7 separate regions of the Mus musculus genome follow, and regions 2, 3, 4, 5, 6 and 7 are each linked to region 1. Evidence: chromatin contacts called from ENCODE Hi-C data. All regions are on one chromosome and are shown on one strand. The core of a region is the stretch at or near the end of the contact, and the rest is flanking DNA. Distances in the headings are between cores, read along the strand shown.

Evidence for each region. A loop is a pair of places that touch in the nucleus more often than their neighbours do.
Region 2: a loop to region 1 is called in a map of T-helper 17 cell, with 37 times the contacts of the local background. The contact joins the enhancer-like site here to the promoter of Ddx23 in region 1. A Hi-C loop is called at or near these places in 2 of 37 maps with a recorded cell type or tissue (T-helper 17 cell and T-helper 2 cell).
Region 3: a loop to region 1 is called in a map of regulatory T cell, with 59 times the contacts of the local background. The contact joins the enhancer-like site here to the promoter of Ddx23 in region 1. A Hi-C loop is called at or near these places in 3 of 37 maps with a recorded cell type or tissue (T-helper 17 cell, T-helper 2 cell and regulatory T cell).
Region 4: a loop to region 1 is called in a map of T-helper 2 cell, with 34 times the contacts of the local background. The contact joins the enhancer-like site here to the promoter of Ddx23 in region 1. A Hi-C loop is called at or near these places in 2 of 37 maps with a recorded cell type or tissue (T-helper 17 cell and T-helper 2 cell).
Region 5: a map of T-helper 17 cell shows a loop between it and region 1 (18-fold over the local background). The contact joins the promoter of Acot10 here to the promoter of Ddx23 in region 1. A Hi-C loop is called at or near these places in 3 of 37 maps with a recorded cell type or tissue (T-helper 1 cell, T-helper 17 cell and T-helper 2 cell).
Region 6: a map of regulatory T cell shows a loop between it and region 1 (23-fold over the local background). The contact joins the promoter of Cdh12 here to the promoter of Ddx23 in region 1. A Hi-C loop is called at or near these places in 3 of 37 maps with a recorded cell type or tissue (T-helper 1 cell, T-helper 17 cell and regulatory T cell).
Region 7: a loop to region 1 is called in a map of T-helper 2 cell, with 25 times the contacts of the local background. The contact joins the enhancer-like site here to the promoter of Ddx23 in region 1. A Hi-C loop is called at or near these places in 2 of 37 maps with a recorded cell type or tissue (T-helper 17 cell and T-helper 2 cell).

What each region holds. Positions count from the first base shown.
Region 1 is chr15:98,661,266-98,664,535 of GRCm38, reverse strand. It overlaps Ddx23 (DEAD box helicase 23), which reads left to right and starts at 1,647. Exons shown (of 17, transcript NM_001080981.1): 1 at 1,647-1,713.
Region 2 is chr15:18,929,105-18,932,374 of GRCm38, reverse strand. The region is part of intron 2 of Cdh10 (cadherin 10); the gene reads right to left. Among named protein-coding and RNA genes, the nearest start is that of C030047K22Rik, 110 kb to the right of the region's middle. Within about 2 kb of position 1,530, at least 1 of the 3 ENCODE cell types and tissues checked has a DNase peak (open chromatin) inside an H3K27ac peak, as active enhancers do.
Region 3 is chr15:19,019,487-19,022,756 of GRCm38, reverse strand. No RefSeq gene overlaps it. Among named protein-coding and RNA genes, the nearest start is that of Gm35496, 160 kb to the left of the region's middle. Within about 2 kb of position 1,756, at least 1 of the 3 ENCODE cell types and tissues checked has a DNase peak (open chromatin) inside an H3K27ac peak, as active enhancers do.
Region 4 is chr15:19,274,787-19,278,056 of GRCm38, reverse strand. No RefSeq gene overlaps it. Among named protein-coding and RNA genes, the nearest start is that of Gm35496, 91 kb to the right of the region's middle. Within about 2 kb of position 1,488, at least 1 of the 3 ENCODE cell types and tissues checked has a DNase peak (open chromatin) inside an H3K27ac peak, as active enhancers do.
Region 5 is chr15:20,665,042-20,668,311 of GRCm38, reverse strand. Acot10 (acyl-CoA thioesterase 10) reads left to right here and starts at 1,562. Exons shown (of 1, transcript NM_022816.2): 1 at 1,562-3,098. The coding sequence starts at 1,659. The coding sequence ends at 2,978. It also overlaps a transcript of Cdh12 not described here.
Region 6 is chr15:21,109,873-21,113,142 of GRCm38, reverse strand. Cdh12 (cadherin 12) reads right to left here and starts at 1,691. Exons shown (of 12, transcript NM_001008420.2): 1 at 1,664-1,691.
Region 7 is chr15:21,354,055-21,357,324 of GRCm38, reverse strand. All of the region lies in intron 2 of Cdh12 (cadherin 12), which reads right to left. Among named protein-coding and RNA genes, the nearest start is that of Gm25101, 240 kb to the right of the region's middle. Within about 2 kb of position 1,446, at least 1 of the 3 ENCODE cell types and tissues checked has a DNase peak (open chromatin) inside an H3K27ac peak, as active enhancers do.

The sequences.
Region 1 (3,270 bases), core at 398-2,897:
CAGAGAAACCCTGTCTCGAAAAACCACAAAAAAAAAAAAAAATTCTTTCTTTCCTTTTTATTTTTTATTTTCTTTAAAAGGGGGGGTGGTGGTGTTAGGGTTTAATTCTGAGAGTGGAGAGCCCTCTAGTGTTCATTATACCCAGTAGATTCAGACTGACCAAGTCCTCCCTGCACTAGAATTTGCAATATCAGAGGCTACAAGAGCTCTCCAAAAGTCTCCTTATAGGACATTGAGCCACTGTCAGCGTAGCTGAGTTTTTTAGTTAGGGTGTATTCTGAGACCCTGTTTGAGAACTGAAAAAATACCCAGAGTGAAAAACCAGACCTGGGGCTAGAGAGATAGATGACTCCGTGGATAAGAGCACTGGTTTTTCTTCCAGAGGACCCAGGTTCATATTCCCGGCATCCATAGGGCAGTTCACAACTGTCTATAACTTCAGCTCCAGGGGATCTGACACCCTCACACAGACATGCATGTAGGTAAAACACCAATGCAGATAAAAATAGAATAAATTTAAAGTAGAAAGACCAACAACTATGTGGGATTAAAGCAAACCCGAGGATGGAAAATGTAAAAGGAGGCAGTGGGTACCCTGGTTAATCTCAACCATCCTACCTCGCACAATGTTGTATTCTGTTTCAGCGGGTGCTGACGGTACTGTTTGAACCCAAGAGAAAGGAAGTGGGTCTACGACTAGAAGAAAAATTCGGTGGACTGATGTATGGAGAACCTGAAGGAAGACATCAACAATAACAAGTAGCCCAAGTGGGCAGTTCCTGAAGACCAGGGAAACGAGGAAGCAAGGTCCCATGAGGAATGTTGAATAAATAGTAAGATACTTGAGGGGGAAGTCCTTCCAGGGAAACCTCTGAAATGTTAGTTTATTATTTATTGGGAGTAGGGGGACAGTGGGTACCCTGGGGTTGTTCAGGCATTCATCCTGCCGGGGCCCCAAGGTTACTCCTGTGACTGGAGTAGTTCTACTGTGAAAACTGTACTACCTTCATTGTGAAGTACTAAGCTACTCCAGTGAACTAATCTTTAGTTCATTATCTTCCATTCATCCACGGAGGCAATAATCTCTCTCACAATTTTTATAAAAAACACTTTTCAAAAAAAAAGGGGGGGGGCTGGCGAGATGGCTCAGTGGGTAAGAGCACCCGACTGCTCTTCCAAAGGTCCAGAGTTCAAATCCCAGCAACCACATGGTGGCTCACAACCATCCGTAATGAGATCTGACTCCCTGGTGTGTCTGAAGACAGCTACAGTGTACTTACATATAATGAATAAATAAATCTTTAAAAAAAAAAAAAAAAGCAAATTATTTGTTACCGTATAAACTTTCTCGCTGAAAGCTGCCAGCTTTGACTGAAATCAACTGCAATACCTACTAGAAGATTCCAGAAAGACTGCTGCGGAAGAACCTTGTAAGTAGAAAGACAACACTTGGAAAATTCTTTCTCCTACAAACACCGAACCTTTGGCAAACCACATTACCCAGAAGACCTTACGGCCTGGCCGGCCCTCGCGCCGTGCATTCTGGGATTGGTAGTTTTCAGGGCCTATTCGTCAGCTCGCGTGGTGCAGGCCCAGGAACTCCCTTTCCCGGCTTGCCGCGCGGCCTGGGTGCTCCTCCGTGATCTGGAAACGCGAAAGATGGCGACTGTTCGGCGACGTTGAGGCCGCGTTAGGCGGTTCAGGCGCGGGGTGGTGAGTCTTGGCGGTGGAGGCGGCTCCCACGAGTTTGGAGAGTGGGTGAGGAGCGGGAAGATAGCCGTAGCCTCAGCCCGGAAGGGGAAGAACGCCTCAGGGAAGGGGCACGAGCCAGGGCAGCTCCGGCGGGCAAGAGTGAAAGGGGCGCGGGCCCCGGGAGCAGTGTTGGCTGCCCAGGGCACAGGCCACTTCCAGGACTGTATTATGAGCCTAGACTTTGGCCCGTGGACATCGCCCTTGTTATACGTCAGTCTGACTTAATTCTTGTTTCCTTACTTCGGCCAGACAGGAACTCTAATGTGCTCCCAGAACCCACCCCATGCCTTCCGGCTCGGGGTTGCCAACTAGTGCTTCGGCCGGAGATTAGTTCTAACCCTAACCCACAGTTGCACATCTTCAAATTCTACTCGTACTTTAAAACGAGCCACTTCCTCTGTGGGCCCTTCCATATCCTCTTTACGAATGGAAAGGACCGGCAACTTTGGATTCTTCGCCTGAACGTTCTTATCTTGGCGTGTCTTGTGCCATCTGCTGCTTCCTGTGGACAGAATTTCATTTTGTAGTTTCCACGGGGCCTACAGCTGAATGTTGCATATATAGTAGCGCTTGATGAACAATTAAATGAAAACAATTGGCCTTTGCCCTACAGAGAACTGGGAAGCACGGCCAGGGTCTTTTGGAGCCCGGGTCTTTTGGAGCTTAAGCTGGCCTTGAATTCAGTATGCAGCCTAGTCCATTTTGTCTTTGGACGCTCAGTACTGCCTTCACCTTCCTAGTGCTATGATTACACTTGTAGACTATTAAGCATTTTCTGTAATTAAAAAAAAAAAACAAAAACCAAGTCTACATATTTCCTTGTAAGTCACCAGAGTAATTCTTTTCAAATGTAATTTTTGGTCGTATTATACTCTGCTTAAAGTTCTCCAAATGTTCTCGTTGAGATGACGTTGAGAGTCACATGCCTTTGCACGGGCCCCTAACAGTGTATTTTGCTTCTATTGACAGTTCTCATTCTGTCCCAGACAAACGCCATTCAAGCTTAGTGTCTTCTTTATTTTCTTTCTTTCTTTTTCTTATTTAAAATCTACTTATTTAGTGGATTGAGTACATTATAGCTCTCTTCAGACACACCAGAAGAGAGCATCATATCCCATCACAGATGATTGTGAGCCACCATGTGGTTGCTGGGATTTGAACTCAGGACCTCTGGAACAGCAGTCAGTGCTCTTAACCGCTGAGCCATCTCCCCAGCCCCCTGTCTTTATTTTGTTTTCCTTTTCCTTTTTTTCCCTACAGCTGTAGTGAAAGTCACCAGTAACTTCCACTTCCCCCCCAAATCTCTAGTTCCTACTCTTGGTTTTAAGTTGAAATCCAAGCACCTTTGCCCTGGTTTCTAACAATTTCATGATTTGACTTCTCCTCATTCTTGTGTTTTTTGGGGTGGTGGTGGTATGTATGGGTGTTTTTCATGTGTTTATGTCTGTGCACCACTTGAGTGCCTAGTGTTTGAGGAGGTCACAGCAAGGCGTCAGGATCCCCTGGGATTGCAGGTGC
Region 2 (3,270 bases), core at 281-2,780, about 80 Mb after region 1:
TGAAAAGCAAGCAACTAAGCAGTGTTCTCCCAATGCCTCTGCATTAGCTCCTGCCTCGAGGTTTCTGCCCTGTTTGAATCATTGCCCTGAATTTTTCTTGTGATGGATACTGTGGAACGGAATGCTGAAATGAACCCATTCCTCCACATGTTGCTTTGGGTCAAGATGTTTTATCACAATAATACAAACCATAACTAAGACCACAAAAGACCCTAACGCAGAGAAATAAGGAAGAGAGCAATTGTGGAAACAATTTGATTTCCTCTTTTGTTCTCTGCACAGTGGCACACCCACACCTGTGTTCACACACATACCCTATTTCATTTCCTCTCTCCCCTTCCCTCTCCTTTTCTGTCACCTTCTTTAGCTCCCTCGTGTCACCATCCTCTTTCTCCCCCACCACTAGCTCTCTTCATTTCTTCTTCACCATTTGACAAGTAGTTTTAAGGGATGATTATTTCTGAGTTTCCTTTTCAATATTTCCTTCCATTAAAAGATTATTTTACACAATCTCAATTGATATATCAAAATAACTAATGTAATACAAAGAATATTTTGTATTCTTATTCTGATTGCTACAAAGTTTCTAGCACTTCCCAGTAGCCTTTGTAGTACAATTACCCTCAAGTCATGAGATGAACCAAGTTCCCTTTTCATCTTAGAGTCTTGGAGGCTGCAACAGTATATTTTGGACTTAGAAACTCAGAAAAAATTTAAGCATAATAAGCGTATCCTAACTGTATGATAGCATCTTCCGCAGTTTCGGGGTGATGCTTCCTCATATTGAAAATTTTCTGTAGACACACAGGATTATCACAGAAACTTCACACTGTTCTTCTCACGTTGTATCAGATGGCAGAATATTCCAAGTTCTATATTGCCCCAATATAATGACTGTGTTTGCTCAGTTAAGATTTTCATACTGGAGGGATCATATTTTTCGTGGAAATTCATAGTCAGTTAGTTACTGAATTATAACTTCAGGAAGAGAGCATTGCCTGTCTTTTCCAATGGATTTTAGTTCATCATCAGAATTAGTTTGATTTTCAAATATTATGTGTCTGCTTCATAGTACTTATGGTTACTCTCATTCTCTAAATGCCATCTTCTTCTGGCACATGACCAGTCTAATTTGTATCATATGCACCCTGCTCCTTTTGTGGTATTGTCATTTCAAAAGGTCTCTACATCTCTTTAGTCAAAAAAAGGTACTTACAAGAAAAAGTCAGAGCATTCAAGATTATCAATTACTACGAAAACTTTAAGTGTCCATAAAAGTCAGGAAAAAATTTCTGTACGCATACAATATATACATTGTATTGGCTGGTTTTGTGTGTTAACTTAATACAAGCTGGACTTGTCACAGAGAAAGGAGACCCAATTGAGGAAATGTTTCCATAAGATCCAGCTGTAAGGCATTTTGTCAATTAGTGATCAAGAGTGGGAGGGCCCATTGTGGGTGGTGCCATCCCCGGTCTGGTAGTCCTGGGTTATCCAAGAAAGCAAGTTGAGCAAGCCAGAAAAAGCAAGCCAGCAAGCCACACTCCTCCATCTCTTCTACATCAGCTCCTGCCTCCAGGTTTCTACCCTGTGTGAATTCCTGTTCTGAATTTGTTTGATGATAAACAGCAATGTGAAAGTGTAAGCTGAATAAACCCTGTCCTCCTCAACTTGCTTCTTGGTCATGGTGTTTCACTGCAGCAATAGAAACCTTAGACTGATATATAATATTTTGATATAGTTGTAATAAAATGTAAAATCTCACACCAATATCCTCTGTTGCTATGCAAGACTATAGAAAGAACCATAGTTTTTCCTCCTTATTTAAGTAAAAGAGAAAACTAAATTTGATAATATTCTTATGTATGTATTTATTTGATCAATTTTCCTGTTGGGGAAAAAAAAAACTACCTTCCAGAACTTCTGCTCTCAAGGGATGCCATTTTATGTCTACATTTGAGTCTCTCATACTCAGGCCTTTTGTACACAACACAGCCTTCATTTTACTCACCACCTACTCTCACACAGAGCCACTAGGCAGACAGCACATATGTTCTTTTTTTTTTTTTTTGGTTACAGTTCATCTTATTGCACTTGTACAATGTCTTCCCACCCTGAAACCCTGAACAACTTTGCATTTGCTAAAGATGCTTCTTTACCCAAATTTGGGTCCAACAGGTTCCTTGGTAAAAGAAATAGTCTTTAAAAATCTTCAACATGAGTGTCTCATTTAGTCTATCTTTAACAAATTAGGAACTGAAGTGTTTGTAGAAATGGACATGTTAGGGGGCATCTGGAATTAAGCAAGCAAGCAAGCAAGAAAGGTATTGCTCAAAACCTAACAAATATACCTTGACATGGATTTGAAGAATCCTCATTCTTTCCCTGAAACCCCACCCCCAAGAAAAAAAACAAAGAAGAAAAGGAAAGGAAAGAAAGAAAAAAAAGAAAAAAATGAAAATGAGAACGTTACTGTTATTCATGCAATTTAATCTATATTTCGAGAAGAAAAAAAATCTAAGAAAACAGAGGATGTTGTTAAATCATTCAATTTCTGTCTTAGTCATTAAAATCCAATAATATTTCAGTATTTTAGGGATACATTTTGCTGAGGCCAGAATCACACTGAAATAGAAAGGTTGTGGCATTAGTTAAAAGACAGGAAAAGAATGGAAAGAGGGGGAATGAGAGGAGGCAGAGACAGCCACAGCAGCATTACCTCACTGTCAAATGGACAGTGAGTTGTTGTACTTTCTTGAATTCAGTTTGACCTCAATTATATGGACAATGAACTTTTGACTAAGCTGTGACTATGTGGGTGTTTTCAAAACCAAACGCACAACTTTTTAAACATTTTTAGACATACTAGAAGATCTATTTCTGATTTTGAAGTTTTTTATTGAAAAATGTTTCATTCAAAATATTTCTATGAAAAACATTACACCACAGAAAAAAGTATTTTCAGAGCCTGTGTGGAAAGGTTGAAACTCTAATCTATAGCAGCTAAGTTAGAAGGAATTAGAAACAAACCACAGACAACAATAAGCTGCTGGTACTGAGGTAAGTCAAGATTTGTGGGACCTGCCAAAAGGCACCAAGCATGAAAGGATTATATATGTATATGCATATTATATATGTATATATATATAAAGTCATATAGCCCTTAAAATTATTTTTTCCTGCAACATAAACAAAAGTGACTGAGTGAAAGCCATTTATCATAACCACATATATAATTTATATGTTACCAGGTGAACCTGCCTGACTCAT
Region 3 (3,270 bases), core at 507-3,006, about 80 Mb after region 1:
CAAGGGTAATATGCTACTATTTTAAATAAAAATGTTACTTTTCATATTACCACTATTGACATAAATGTATTCATTGTTCATAATATCTTGAGAGACAAAGGTTGACTTTTGAAAAGTTCCCCCAGTAGTAACTGTGGATAGAAGAGCTCCACACCTGGATCTAGTTTAGCTTCCAACTCCATTTCACAGTCGTTAGACTTTACGCACTTTCACTTCATTTTCAGTTATCATATTTTCCTCTGCTATAAAATGAACAGAATAGTATTTACCATATTGAGTTATTGTGACAATTACTTGTGTCATTTTATAAAACGCAATGCAGATTCTGGAACAGAGAATGGAAATAAATGTCCAATAACGTAACAATAACCATCACCATCACCTCCACCTCCACCATCACCACCACCACCACGGCTATGTATCCTCAGTTGCTTTCAGTATAACTGATTAGTCGTAAAATTCTGTGTGCAAGTTTTCTAAGCACACATGTTGGTGAGACTGTCTATCACTGATGTATATCTTATCACTAAGACAATGCATTACACTTTAAAATATTTGGATTGTACCTTTCTGCTTGTCTTCATTTCTCATCCAATTTGAATACAAAGAGATATAAAATTGGACTCTATTATAAATATACAGAAAATTCTCTCAAAACCTAAGTTTAACTTTAAGTATTCGAGACCACTTAGTTCTTTTTTAAACAACTTAAAATTGAACTCCACTTTTTCTATCCTATATTAAAATAAATATTTAAAGAGTGCATCAAGATTTTTCTTCCTTCCACCCAGTCCTTACATGCTGTCTTCTCAGGCTATCACTTTTGGTAAAATGATGTAAGAAAATTTCGATATATAGCTGGCATAATTGTGCATAGTTGCTGTCAAGAATTCCTAGGCAGAGACTGTCATCTTTAAAGGTTGCTGTGACATTTCTAGAATATGCTTTTTCAAATATGAATGAAACATGTTGCCTTTTTGGTTGAGGGTGGGGAAGGTATGGAACCTGACATTTTCCACACTGCCAAAATTAGAAAACAGAGTATTGGAGTGCCAAGATTAATCAGTCACTCAACGAGTATTTATGCAATAGCTATTTAGATGCCCAATGTGTGACGAGAACTAACGTTATATCAGGTTTAAGTGTTTAACCAAATGGAAGGGAAAATTCAGTTTCTTTTATCCAAATTATATAGACCTGTCAGTATTTGGTAATGTTCACACATTGGGATCCCAAATGCTCCTACAACCTTAGGGATGCTCACAGTAATCACAAATGCAGACAAATTGTAATGATAAAATAATTAACTCTTTGAAAGCAAAAAAAAAAAAAAAGAAAGAAATGTAATCATGTATTTAGATGACAATTTCACACAGTGATTTGTAAAGCTAAAGCCCTATTCTGAAAAGAAAAAAAAATGTCAGTAGATATAATTACTAGATTTATCTAGCTTTTTATGTGCTAGAGCTTTAGTCATGTTAACCCAGTCTTTTAGAAATGAAATAAGAAAATTTCAATGTATCAGTAGTAAAAGGAAAGAAAATAAAGCTGAGCTATAGCAGTTATGCCGGCTGTACATGCTGAGAAGAAAACTCAACTCCAGTCTTTTTTATTATTAAAAAAAAAAAGAGGCAAAATTCATGCTAAGAATCTCAGGCCTGCTTCTAAATATTTCACAATGTGTAGGAGGTTTGTTCAGATAAATTTGGGGAAGAAGTTGCTCTGCTACCTTCCTGCAGAGTTGTAAATGTCACGTTCCAAACTCAGTATAATTCCACAGCTGGAAAAAAAAAATCACAAATAGTCTACCAGGTTTCCAATATGGCCTCAATCCTTTCCTGTTAAAATAGCTTAATAAAGAATGTCCATTTTGGTCTTATGCATATATGATCTAGATCAGAACCACTTACAACAAGAAGAAAAACTAGTATTGCAAAAAGGTTTTATTCATTTTTACTTTTTAGTTTCTTTCTTTTTTCTTTTTTCTTTTTTTCGAGACAGGGTTTCTCTGTATAGCCCTAGCTGTCCTGGAACTCACTCTGTAGACCAGGCTGGCCTCGAACTCAGAAATCTGCCTGCCTCTGCCTCCCGAGTGCTGTAATTAAAGGCATGAGTCACCATACCCTGAAAAGAAAAAAAAAAAAAAAAAACAAAACAAAAAACAAAACAAAAAAAAACCACCTAACTTGACCCTGACATGACCTAAACACACAACCTTCTTATATGGAGTCAGACATGCTACCAGTGCTCCATGAGGTCGCTGCTTTTTAGTTTCATTACTCATAGTTTTAAAAAAGTGACTTTCTCCCTCTTCTTTCTGTAGATAGATAGATATAGAGAGATGATAGATAGATAGATAGATAGATAGATGATAGATAGATAGATAGATAGATAGATAGATAGATAGATAGATAGATAGATAGAGATAGATAGATGTTAGATGGATGGATGGATAGATAGATAGATAGATAGATAGATAGATAGATAGATAGATAGATAGATAGATAGATAGAAGGATAGAAGGATAGATAGATAGATAGATAGATAGATAGATAGATAGATAGAAGATAGATAGATGATAAGATAGATGATAAGATAGATATTGACGTGAGAGAGAGAGAGTAATTGATTAGCTTTGCAACTGAATCTTATCTAAATGAGAATTCATTATTCTTTCAGTTTATTTCAGTATTTTTAAAAGTAATGTCTTGATGGTTCAGAGCATATTTTCTCATTGTTATCTATGTGGTCATCTCTGTGTCCCAATTTTGTTTTGAATTTATAAAATCAAGAGACTCTCTAAAGTAAATGACTAGCCTATAAATCTTTGAAGGTGTTCCTTAAATGTCAATATCTGAGTGGATTGTGGTGATGTTAGTAAGTGAAATTTGTACAGAGTAGTATATAAAATAGAATGTATAAAGTATTATGGTCTGAAGAAAATAACTACTAATTAATTGTGGAGGTTACTTCAAAGCTAAACCCTGTCCTATGGAAAGGGGGCTTTTGCTGAAGTCTGTAGATCTTGGCTTCATTTCACCCTCCCATTTCTTCCTGATCTTACCTCACACTTTCCCTAAGCAACTGTCCGACTATTCAGCCTTTTCAAGACTTTTGAGTAAGTTCCCAAATCAGTGACACAGGCTCCAAGCCACCAAAGCTGTCAGTGAAATGGTAACCATTTAGCAGTTATTTTAGTGGCGTTCCCACTGATGTGATCATTGCACAGAGTGTAAACGTTTCTGTAATATTATTTTATAGAAAGCAATT
Region 4 (3,270 bases), core at 239-2,738, about 79 Mb after region 1:
TTTATTTTAATCATGTATATGAGTGTGTGTGTCTGTGTGTGGATTCATCCATATAAGGGCAGACATCCATGGAAGCCAGAAGTGTTAGATCACTGTGGATCTGGAGTTAACTGATGTTAGTGGTCCTCATGAATATGAGGCTTCAAAGATTCGAAAACATGCCTTCTCTTGAACAGTATGAGCTCTTAACCCCTGAGACATCTCAAGTCCTATTTTACAACCTCATCTGAAACAAATTTCCTTGAAGAAAGAGAAGGGAAAAATGAATGCCAAAACCTACTTTTGGTATCATGGAATGGTTTGGGGATGTCGATAGTTGCAAGCTGGTTAAAACTAAGCATTAGAAGAAAACATCAAGAAGATTAAGAATCAAGTTTAGGGTCTTGTGTGAACCTACCAGAGTTTGATGATTGGTCAACAATTGTCCTGGACCATTCAGCCCACACAGAGTAGAAGCCGCAGGTTAGATTGGCCTAAAATGTACTGCTTGAGTTCAGTAGCTGAGGAGACTTATGTTATCGAGCATACCAAGTAACCCATAAAGGAGAGGACTGCCAGGACTGAGGACGGGAGAAGAGGAATACAAAGTTAGAGGGCCACATCATGGAGAGAAAGCAGAGGCGAGGTAGAATTTTACGAAGGACACAGGGTAGAAAATCTCCACCTCCTTCAGCATTCTCATGGTACCAAGCTTAATAGACCTTCGATCTTGTTTCTTCATCCACTGTCCTCAAACTTTCTGATTTTCTCATAACAGGAAAAATAAAAGTATCTTAAATGTACTACTTGTATTGACAAGTCATATTCATGAGATCCATATTTCCACTAAGATTATGATGACAGTAAAGGAGACTGACATTTGAATAGCTCGTCACCTCAGAGCTAATGATTAGTGAGAAAAGATGATTAAATTATGGTCTTAACTATGAAAGTCTTAGCCAATTTCTCATTCTCGCATTTGTTTTTGTGGAATTTATTTATTTATTCATTCACTTTGCATTACAGTGGAGCACAGTGGGTGTATTTATAGACGATATATATATATATAATTTGTTTTACTTTTTCCCCAAAATGGTTGTTTTATTTATTATTTCACTTTGAGACTTTTATAAATTTGCAATGGCAATGAAGAACTAAAACAATCTAGGTCAAATATCACATTTATTGTACTGGAAGATGTAACTGAGAATAATATATAAAACTTTAAACCATAAAAATGCTTATGTCTTATTCATGCACAGTTTAGTTAGAAACTATATACACCTTCATGTTTTAGAATTTTAAAGCAGACTGTAAAGTGTTTTACAACAGCGTTCACATGCAACTCTGAATATCATTTGGAACTTTGACCAAAGAAAGCAACGACCAGCAGCAGTTCATGAGCCGCTCTAAGCTCCTGAAATCCAGAAGATGGTGCTGTTTCCATTTCTACTGCAGTTTGCAACTGCACAGAAACAATTTATTTTCAGTTCGGCTATTGATGGCTGTGAATTATTGACCGTACCTTCGCAATAGGAACAGTTAATGCAGCTTTGCTCTTGAGGGTTTCACATTTACAAATAATTTGCATAACATTTCCACACACCGGGTATTAGAAAATGTACTGCATCACAAGCCATCTCACATTAATGGACCCTGATCAGTTGCAGCCAACCCAGTTATCTTTTGCAAGGAGTACTCTTAAATGTGAAAATGCATATTAGATAAAAGACCTATTTAATTTTCTGGTTACTTATACGGCTATTAAAATGCAACATGCAGACCATTAAAGTGGTGATGATCCTTATTTAATGGAATGTGAATTTATTCTTCCAAACGCTGAGCAGTTTTATAGTGACATGTTAATTATGCACTAGCCAGGCACAAAAGATTTCAGCCAGTTAACACAGATAAATGGGGTACGTGGTATCTATAAAGTATCAAGCCTATTCCACTTCATGCAGACTTTATTAATGAATCCTTCATAACATCTTACAACTGTCTAGGATACTGCTGACAAGAGGAACACTTTGAAAAGTTCCTCCATGTACCTTTGCCAAGCATTGTCCTTGTAATGCTCACAGACTGTGCTGTCATTATCATATCCTCCCTCAAAGAAAAGTAAAATAAAAAGGGCAACTAGAAATGTTCAAGTATACCTACCAACAAATCAACACAGAGTAAATAGGTGAAAATAGATCTAAAAATGTTTGTATATTTCTAGCATGGATGACAACTTCGCTTCTTTCATACTGAACTAGTGAGACCCTAAATTAAATTAGCCAATTTTTTTCCTTAAAAATAAGAATACAGGTGCCTTTGTAAAGTCAGCCTTTTAACCTATATAAGAATTTTAATAAATTAGGCTTAAACAGTATGATTAAAATATGACATAGGCACTTTTTTTTTTTTTTGGTAAAAGAAAGCATGGACCAAAATACAGAAAAATCTGAGAAAAGAGAAAGCCACAGAATTATTATTTGTGCTGGAGTCTGTGTGTGCTGTACAGATGGATCACAGATGCCCAAATAAAGGGATGGACAACAATTAATTGCATTGTTCCTTAGTGAGCAGGCACCTATAAACAATAGTACATAACACATGTTGCTTTTTAAGGGGTGAAAATTATCCTCTGGAATTCCAGAATGGAGGTTTCAAAGACAAAACAGGTGATTATCTATCAGTCATTAGTGGGTACTTTTGTATTTGTTGCTCTTGTATCTTTTAAATGTCTTTCCTGAGGCTAGCTAAGGAGAAAAAAAAGCTTAATTAGATACTGTCAGTTGAGACTTGGAACAAACTTTTTTTTCTAGAAACTTTGAAGAATATAAAAAGTTCAGATCTCTGTCAAAACTTAGACTGTAAAAGAAAGGAACATAATAGATAGATGCCTCAGTCTCACTCAACTATGGATAATATAGTGAAGTTAGCAACAAATTCATTAAATAAACCAGGAAAGGACATAGCACGTTTATGAATATGATGTCTTTTAAACTTACATAGCACAGGTTTTTAGTGGGATATATGCTCTTCACAAATGACTGTTCCCCCCAAGCTACACGAACTTAATTCAATAATTAGTTACCTCATTTCATTTTCCTGCATCCCTTTCCCAAAAGTACTTCTAACACTTTATTTGCCTGCAGCCAAAATCTAAGGAGGATCATTGCAGCTGGTTCTTCTGATGATGGCAATTTAGGGGAATAGTCAGTGCTTCTGGAAATATAATTGTGTTTCTTTGTGTTCTTGGATAAGGTCTTTGGTGAACTAATTTGCAGTTGTAATGCAATG
Region 5 (3,270 bases), core at 313-2,812, about 78 Mb after region 1:
CAGCTGATTGGAAGAGAGGGGGTTTTATTCTTGGACTCAGCTTGTGAAAGGCAATGCAGGTTCAAACAGATGAACTCATATTCATCCACAAATACAGAGGATAATGAGGAATCAATGGGTTTGCCAAAAGAACAGGCAGCTCATCATAATGAGAGGGGAAGGTGAAAGAAGGGATAGAAAAGAAACTGCAAAGACAAAAGTGGGGGATGGATTGCATCCAATGTGTGCCATATATATGCCATATACATATACATATACACATACACATACACATACACACACACACACACACACAGAGAGAGAGAGAGAGAGAGAGAGAGAGAGAGAGAGAGAGAGAGAGAGAAATCAAGTAAAGTGGAACATATTAGAAAATTTAATAAGACAGAAACATACAAATAAATAGAATCAGAGTACATCTGTCTAAAACAATGAGCAATCTGACTAAGAGGACAAATTAAAGAGAAGGCAGCCATCAGCAGTTTAGCAATGAGTTCTGTATGAAAAGCAATGCAGGCCAACCTTCCTTAAAATATAAAATATTCATGTGTGTGTGTGTGTGTGTGTGTTTGTGTGTGTGTGTGTGTGTGTTATATTGTCAATAAAATCACCTACCTACACAACATTTCATTTGTATGACAATGGCTCAAAGCCAGTATATAAATAGACTCTTTGAATGCTGCCAATTAGTAGTAAGCCTTACAACAGTTTTGATGAAATTTGTTGTCAGCTGTTCCCTTCCCTGAAGATGAGATTCTGGCAGAGGCTTCTAGATCTTTTCATTGGGAAGTGTTTGCTAATATGCTGCAAGTGGCTTGCTGGGCAGAGACAGAAAAACAACCAGGAATGCTGCCAATGTTTATGTATTTATAACTACATAGTCACTCTTCCCCAACAGTGAGACCATGCATATTCCCAAGCTCTTTGCAAGGTCAGGGAAAACAACCACCATCAAAAGTTCTAAGTTTTTACCAATTAGAAACCACGGCATGAATTTACTTTATTATTAACAATCCGAAACATATTTATACCTTTGGTTCATGTTTTCATTTTGTAAATATAGCTAAAAGATTCTAAACATAGAATAAAAATGCTGGACTAATAAGATATCACAGCAGGTACAGGATCTTGTTACCAAGTCAGACAATCTGATCTTGATATGTGGAATATCTGTGGCAAAAAGAAAGAACAACTTTTGGAGCCCGTCCTCTGACCTCTCTGAGCTGACACCTGTGTGTGCTTTAAAAAAATACAAACAAAAGCATCCCTCATCAATACGAACAAACAGCTGAAAGTCACACCATGTTTTACCATTAGGTGATTAATTTCCTCTTGATCTGAGGCTGTATGTGTTCACAATTGTGTACTCTGATTCATATTACTATGGATCCTGCATATTTGGGAAGAGAGGCTGTAGCTAGTTACCATTTCATATTAAATGTCTTCGGTTTCTATCAGGCCTTCTAATATAAGGGTTTATAATGTCATGGAACCCTATCCCGGGCCCTCTTGTGGCGTCACCTAGAAGGTGGGGACCAAGATTCAGTCCGGCGCAGTTGCCGGTGTTTGGAGGTGGGCTCACGCTCACACTCTTCTGCTACCGGTTTTTCTCTACCTGGGAGGACCTTGGTTGTCCACCCGTGGGTAGGCAGGGGAGTGCCATGAAGCGGGCAGCGATGAGGCTTTGGACCTTGAACAAGGGGCTTCTTACTCATGGCAGAGGACTATCTCAAGGATCCCAATACAAAATAAGTGAACCCTTACACATCCATCAAGTTCAAGTCAAGCTGCGGGAGATAGTAGGTATTTCCACAGTCTGGAGAGACCATGTACAAGCAATGGAGGAAAGGAAGTTACTTCATAGTTTTTTGCCTAAATCACAGAAAGTCCTACCACCGAGGAAAATAAGGGATAGTTACATTGAAGTTCTCCTACCTTTGGGTACTGACCCTGAACTACGAGACAAATATGTGACTGTTCAAAATACAGTAAGATTTGGCAGGATTCTTGAGGACCTTGACAGCTTAGGAGTTCTTGTTTGCTACATGCACAACCACAATCATTCTACCAATATGTCTCTTTTATCAATAGTTACAGTCCTGGTGGACAAGATTGATATGTGTAAACACAGCTTAAGCCCTGAACAGGACATTAAGTTCACTGGCCATGTTAGCTGGGTTGGAAATACAACCATGGAAGTGAAGATGAAAATGTTCCAGCTGCACGATGATGAGACATATTGGCCTGTTTTGGATGCAACCTTTGTAATGGTGGCTCAAGATTCTGAAAATAAGAGGCCGGCATTTGTAAATCCACTCATTCCGGAAAATAAAGAAGAAGAAGAGCTCTTTACACAAGGAGAATTGAACAAGAGCCGAAGGATTGCCTTTAGCACCAGTTCATTACTGAAAGTGGCTCCCAGTTCTGAGGAGAGGAATATCATACATGAACTGTTTCTTAGCACACTGGATCCAAAGACTATAAGTTTTCAGAGTCGAATTTTGCCTCCTAAGGCAGTGTGGATGGAGGATACAAAACTCAAGAGCTTGGATATTTGTCACCCTCAGGAACGAAATGTATTCAATCGGATCTTTGGTGGTTTTCTTATGAGAAAAGCATATGAACTTGCATGGGCTACTGCTTGTAGCTTTGGAGGTTCTCGGCCATATGTGGTAACAGTAGATGATATCATGTTTCAGAAGCCTGTTGAAGTTGGTTCATTGCTCTTTCTTTCTTCACAGGTATGCTTCACCCAGGGTAATTACATTCAAGTCAGAGTCCATAGTGAAGTGTTCTCTCTTGACAGTCGTGAGCATATGACCACCAATGTCTTTCATTTTACATTCATGTCAGAAAAAGAAGTACCCTTGATTTTCCCTAAAACATATGGAGAGTCCATGTTGTATTTAGATGGACAGCGACATTTCAAGTCTATGAGTACCCCAGTAACCTTAAAAAAGGACTACCCTGTGGAACCCTAGGAAAATCTCACTTGTTGCAAACTAGCACTCCCGGCACTGTGACATAGTGCCTAATAAAGGTGTGCTGAGAAAAAATAATAATAAAAAATAAATAAATAAAATGTCATGGAATTTTAAGAACCTGTTCACAAATTTGCCTTAAAATTGAAATATGATCCAAGGATAAATCTTTTTTTTTTTTTCAGTTTTAAAAATGCTTCTTTATTCCTAAGAATTCCATCTATGTGTACAATGAGTTGTGGTCATGCATAGATAGTATACACGTATACTTGTATTCCTTTCCATGTCTTTC
Region 6 (3,270 bases), core at 442-2,941, about 78 Mb after region 1:
TACCTAGTTTGCTTAAAAAAAAAGATGGAAAGAAACTAAGTTGCCCTGCATAGTCAGTACTAGGAACACAGATTTCCAGAGTTATCTGTAAGTATTGGAGAAGCCACCCTCTCCCAATGAAGAGATAGACATCACAGTACAATAGAAATAGCAAAGATTTTCAGGCTTTGACTGAAAACACAACTAGCAAGAACATAAGCCTAAAGAACTTCTACAAGCATTGTGTCCCTGTGTAGAAACCAATAGCACCAGCATTGACCTTAATAGCTCCAATGGGGATTGCAGAAAGATAGTGAATTAATACAGTGTTGTGATATTTTATAAGACTTTCCAGCTCAAAATACCCATGGGAGGAAACTGGAGTCAACATCTGGGAAATGTAAGTGCTCGCTTTAAAGACACATCTGGGGTACCATGATAAATCATATACAAAAGGCAAGTAGACATATCATTTGCACTTTAATGTTTCAGGTTAGTTATTATAACTAAGCATGCAAACTACTGCAACAGAATCAAACTGTATTTTAAATAGTGTATTTAATTAGTTTAAAATAATTTTATAATAAGGGACCCACACAATAATAAGGTACATAGACTCTTTTCTCTTATTTCCAGTGTGATAGTCAATATATCCTCTGTGAATTTGGTGAACAGAGTGATTCCCATTATTATATTTACCATAGTCTGCAAACAATACATCAGGGTGTTTTGATTTGTATAAATTGAAGGAGAAAGGAGAAAGTTTACCTAATTAAATTAACTTTGGGAAAAGTTTTACCATGATCTTTCTAGATACTTTCCACAAATAGAAGAGAAGGGATTCAGAAGAAATAAGATGGACTATTTTCTTGAAAGTGGGTGGATAATTGCCCTAAACTGTGTGTGACCCGTTAACCTAGCCTCAATTAACTATAGGTGGATTGCAAAATTAACTTCAGAAATGATATACCTAAAAGTCAAGATTCAACATAATACCTTGATTTACCTTCCTAAAAGCAAACATTTCAGAAAGCAATATTTTCTTTCTTTTCAAAACCTATCTCATAAGCGAATTCCATCTATCTTATATAGGGACTACACATTATGTCAATAGAATAATTAATGTTCTAGCTCATTTCTCTGAAAAACATTTGCTAGACCCTATATTAAAGTTCATCTCTTAAATGTACACTTTTAAACTCTCAGAGACTTAGTCTCACATCCTTATATCTAAAGGCAGCTCAGGGACATACTAGAGACCTGACCAAGATCTCAGAAATTATTTGCAAATTTCTTTGCCCCCAATTAAACTTAGAAGGTTTTAAGAATCCAATTTTATCCCTGACATCGTGGAATAACTTCAAACAAATTCAAGTTACCTTGACATCCTGCAGGTTTTTAATCGGGTATTACAGAAGCAAAAATGAAGTCATCTCCCCCTCACCCCGTATATCCCTTTATTTTTCTTTTGTGAAATGCAGAACTATCAGATTTGATAAGGACTCCTCTGAAATGCCATTATCTCCAAATTCAGTCTCCCATCCAGGACACTTGCTTGTAAAACTAAGCCTTCCCCTGCTTTAGATAGCCACTTACTGCAGTGCAGAATGTCAGGGCAGACAGTAAGAACTTTCCCGTGCAGAGATTCCGCGCGATGCAGCCAGTCAGGCGCAGCAGCACTTACCTTAATTGAAATACTCTCGGTGATCAAGTGAGAAATCCTTCAGATCAACCATAAACGGGTGAGGAGATCGAAGTTTTCAATCAACACCCACAGAGGGGCAGCGTGCTCTTCTCCTTTGCCTGTGTTTATGCCAAGCTCCTCGCTGTCTGAAGGGAGAAAAAGGATCAGCTGAAATCCTTGGAGATTTCTCAGTGAGTAAATTAGGACTGAGCGATGTTTTCTAGCGGGAGTTTCTCCGTGAACCTGTACTGTTTTCAGTCTCCCTAACTGCTGTGATGGACGCCTGTCATGTCCCTGGAGCCAGGCGGTATTCATTGACCTGATTAGCAAGCAATGCTCCCCCTGCGTGCAGGCAAAGCATGCGGAGAGGTTGTGGGTCTCCTGGGAATCAGAAAAGGAAGCAAGCCCACTTGGGAAACTGGTCTTTCCCAGCCTGATGGATAAACTACAACTATGACTATAATTTATAGGCTGATTAGAAACAGTGTTAGCCATTGCGGGGCTTCAGCAAATCTGCTTTCTCCAGCGGATGTTGGAAGATGCATTCGTGTTAGATATAAGGTGCGGCGAGACAATTACTAGACTGATCGGGCTGATTTGTAAGCCAAGCCTAAACCTGAAACATGTTTAAAGCATCGTGATAAAAGAGATCGCTGCATTTGCCTTTGCCCCTAGCTTGCTGCATATATCAACCTTTGTCTAACTAAAATGACTTTAAAGGTTTATTACAGCCCTCCAGAGGGCAACTCTCTGACTTGTAAAAAGACAGGATTCACACTAAACAAGCCTATCTGGCAGTTTCGTGCAGACACAAGCTTACAAACCAATGCATGTAAGACAGAGATCTGCTCCGGTACCTTTTTTTTCAAATAGCATTTGAAATGAGTATCACACTTAACAAAAACAAAACAAAACAAAACAAAACAAAACAAAACAAAAAGATTCATGTGGTTACCCAAAGTAACGTAAGAGTCCATCACACCTAACAGAGACATCATTTCTATTAAATGCTGATGAGAAGAAAGAAACAGCAAGAAAGGTATTTCTATCCAAGGGAATAAGTATGAAGCAATTGTTTAAATGTAGTGAGGTATTATTCCATACCTGCTGATCCTCTTCCTCCACTATCCCCCCTTTCTCCCACTTCTCAGTATCCTCCACTCTCCCACATCCAAAGTTACTAGGTCCCAGGAGAGATCTAAGGCTCTGGAAAAGGTCACAGAACTGACTGTGGAAGCCTCAAATGGTTAATTCTTGACAGCTCTCACTTTTGCAGGAGAAAATTATGCAAATAACATAAAAAGAACAGATGAAAAAAGTCATTTGCATGTCTTGAGGGTGAGAAAATTCTCATTGCCAGAAAGGAAACTGACGACTGTCCTCTCACAATAATACTGTGTGACATATTCAGCCTGCCTTCTCCATGTAGGTCGCAACTGGGACATATGGCATCCCTTTGTGCGTGTGTGTGTGTGTGTGTGTGTGTGTGTGTGTGTGAGAGAGAGAGAGAGAGAGAGAGAGAGAGAGAGAGAGAGAGCACTCTCCTTTTGTATTACAGTAATAGTACTCACATTTAGTTTCGAAAACTACCAAACCCATTTAACAAA
Region 7 (3,270 bases), core at 197-2,696, about 77 Mb after region 1:
AATGCACAACTCATTTTAGTGGTGAACTACATGGTGGTGTCTTTTAAAGCTGTTTGCTGTTACTTTGGGTCTAATGAATGTTTTGCGTACATAAAGAATGTGTACCACATATGCTTCCGATTTCCAGAGATGTGAGAAGAGGACATCACTCTCCTCTTAGTGACTGAGAGTTATGAGTCCTTAAATGGATTCTAGAAACTGAACCCTGGTTCTCTGAAAACCACCAAGTAATGTGAAACCCTGAGTGTCTGTCCAGCCTCAGCACAGCAAAATGTAGAAAGATATCAAAGTCACTGCATAGGCTTCTCAGATTATCTGCTGATGGACAGTGGTATCCTGGTGACCAAAAGAGGTATAGGTTTTAAACAGCATCAAATTACCCAATATCTAGTTTATCAATATATATGAAAATTAATATAATAGCTTCTTGAATATTGAAAAATCTAACTAATTAAATAACATATCACAGTTTTAACAGAAAATTACACATCATAAGATTAAACCCTGTGTTTTTACTCAATGACAACTTTTAAAAACATACTTTCTATTTTTAAAGGATAGGGTTTCACTGTGTTGTCCTGGCTGGTCTAGAACTTGCTTTGTAGACCAGGCTAGCCTTAGAGTGACAGAGACCCATCAGAGCCAACTGCCCAAGTGCTGAGATTTGAGAAGTGAATCATTATAGCAGTCTAATTCTTTATAGATTGATTATATAAATACAGAAACATGGAAAGTAAAAATGGCAAAGCAAATTATATTGTTCTGCAAATGTAATCATATATTTATTTCTCTGTGTAGCTATACTTGGTTTAAAAAAAAAAAGCAAAGAAAACACTGGGTAGACATTTTCCAATCACTAAACCCATAATCTTTTCTCCATATCATTTGAGGTCCTCAAATTGTGTTTTTTAGTGCCAAGTGGTAGTGGCTCATGTCTTTAATCTCATGACATGGAAGGCAGAGGCAGACGGATATCTGTGAATTCCACACCACTTTGGTCTACAGAGCAAGTTTCATAACAGACAGGGTCACATGGAGAAACCCAGTCTCAAATTTTACATACAAAACACACACACACATAAACGCACACATATATATACATACATATACATCATGTACATATATACATGCTTTACAATTCTGCCTTGTATTCATATACTGAAATTGGTAGAGTCAAAAGCATTGACAAATTTCTCATAAATGATATGTAGAATATATGTCGAGTGAGTGTGCATTTGTGTGTTTTCTTCTGTTTATTTCTTTAAAATAAATAGTAACTGAAAAGATGGAAAATGTGGCATTTTATGAGACTTAGAAAATGTTGAACGTTCAGTGTTTCCAGCAATGGATCTCCATAGATAAAACTGATTTCTCCAGTTCTCTGGTGATGCAATTGAAGCTCAGTTTATGGCATGTGGCTAATTTTGTGTCTCATTTCCATAAGAACTGAAGGCGCCTTTCCTCCTCTTTGGATGGTGTAAATTGTTAAAAATATAATACTACATCACTTCATGTAGTTGTCTAAAATACCACATGCAGAAATTATTAATTACATAAAAATCACAAATAATAAAAACTAAGTGCTATATTTGTGTCTTATGCCAAGCATTAAAAATAAGGTTTCTCTGAGTAGGTGCAGACTGAAACCGCCAACTCTAATAAGATCACCCTTTAGTATTGACACTTAAAATAAAATCTCCCCGGAAAGAGTCCCATAAATGATGGATGCAGAAATAGGCACTGTCCAGATAGTTGTTTTGTAGAAGCAGTGGTGTTATTTTCTGATGTGTTCCAAGTCATCTCAGATGGTGCGTGAAAATGAGATGCCAAGAGAGGCTTAAAAAAAGATGCTGAGGCCTAGGTTCAGTGTGGAAGCAAATCTTGAATTTCAGTGCTTAAAAGTTGGAGAAAGCTAATCTAAAGTTAAATGTTTACCAGCCTATCTCTGAATGTGGTTTGCAACTGCTGCATTAAAAGGCAGCTCGTTTGTATTTTCTGTGAGTTGAAAAGTGCACATCAAATGGAAAAAGCGTTTATATAAATATACACAGCAGTGACTTTTATTTTCATTTGCCATTTACCAGGACACATTTAATAGACATGCCGACAGGGAGGCAGTTGGAGGAGAACTATCTGATTTTAGAAAGGTAGTTTTTCCTATGAAAATGAAAGAAAACTTGTACCACTATTGTTTCACGTGTAAAAATTTCGATTTACACATGAATGTGCTAGATAAACATATTACAGACATGTTATCAAATTAAATTTAGCCATTTAGTATAAAATACTTATTTTTTATGGTGTGTGTGAGTGTATATGTGTGTTTGTGTATGTATGTATATGTGTGTACGTGTGTGTGTGTGTGTGTATTTGTGTGTGTGTATGAGTGTGTGTAAGCTCATTCATGACATGGTTCTTAGGTGAGGAAAAGAACCGCAGATTTCAGTGCATTTCAATCAGAGACTCTTTGTGATTTACTTGTGCCTAGTAAGACAGACTTTATATGCCAACCATGCAGGAGTTTTCCTGTTTCTGTCATCTCCTTTGAGTGTTGCAATTACAGGCACAGATTTATATCTCGTGCTGTTTAAGTGGGTTTGATGGTTTGTTTGTTATTTGTTTCTTTTTCCAGACATGGGCTTTCAGGCTTGCCCAGTAAGTGTTTTACATCTTTTCACATTTTCCCCATATCAAAACGTGCTTGCATTGTATGCCCTAAGCCCTGGAAGCAGGCATGCTTGTCCAAGAGAGATGGAGAGAAATGAGTATAGCTCTTAGGTGACAAAGAGGATAGTTGTCTTGAGAAAGGAATAGCAGAAGATTGAAGCAAACATTTACAAAGAACTTTGACACAAACTGTCTAATATGCCTTTTTCCTTTTATATGTTTTTAAATCATAAAATGTTTAAAAATATAATTTACGTATTCTGTAAAATTGTTCGTGATCTGTAAATAATTTCTAGGTTCCAAATACATTTCAACAATTTATTAATTTTCAGTAGGATACCTTTCACATGGTATCTCTTTACAGCAATAGAACAGTGACTAAGACAGCACTTGGTACCAGGTTCTGGGTTATTACTGTGAAAAGCTTGACCATGTGAAGATGTGGGGACCTTGTACAAAAGTGATTGCACGGTTCAGCTTCAGATAGGGTTTAATGAGCCGTTCAATGAGAATTGGGACAGACAGTAGTACAGAGAATGCGTAATTTATGATGACGCAACTCAAGAGGCTTCAGAGAAGAGTGTTAGTAAGTGCCCTAGACAC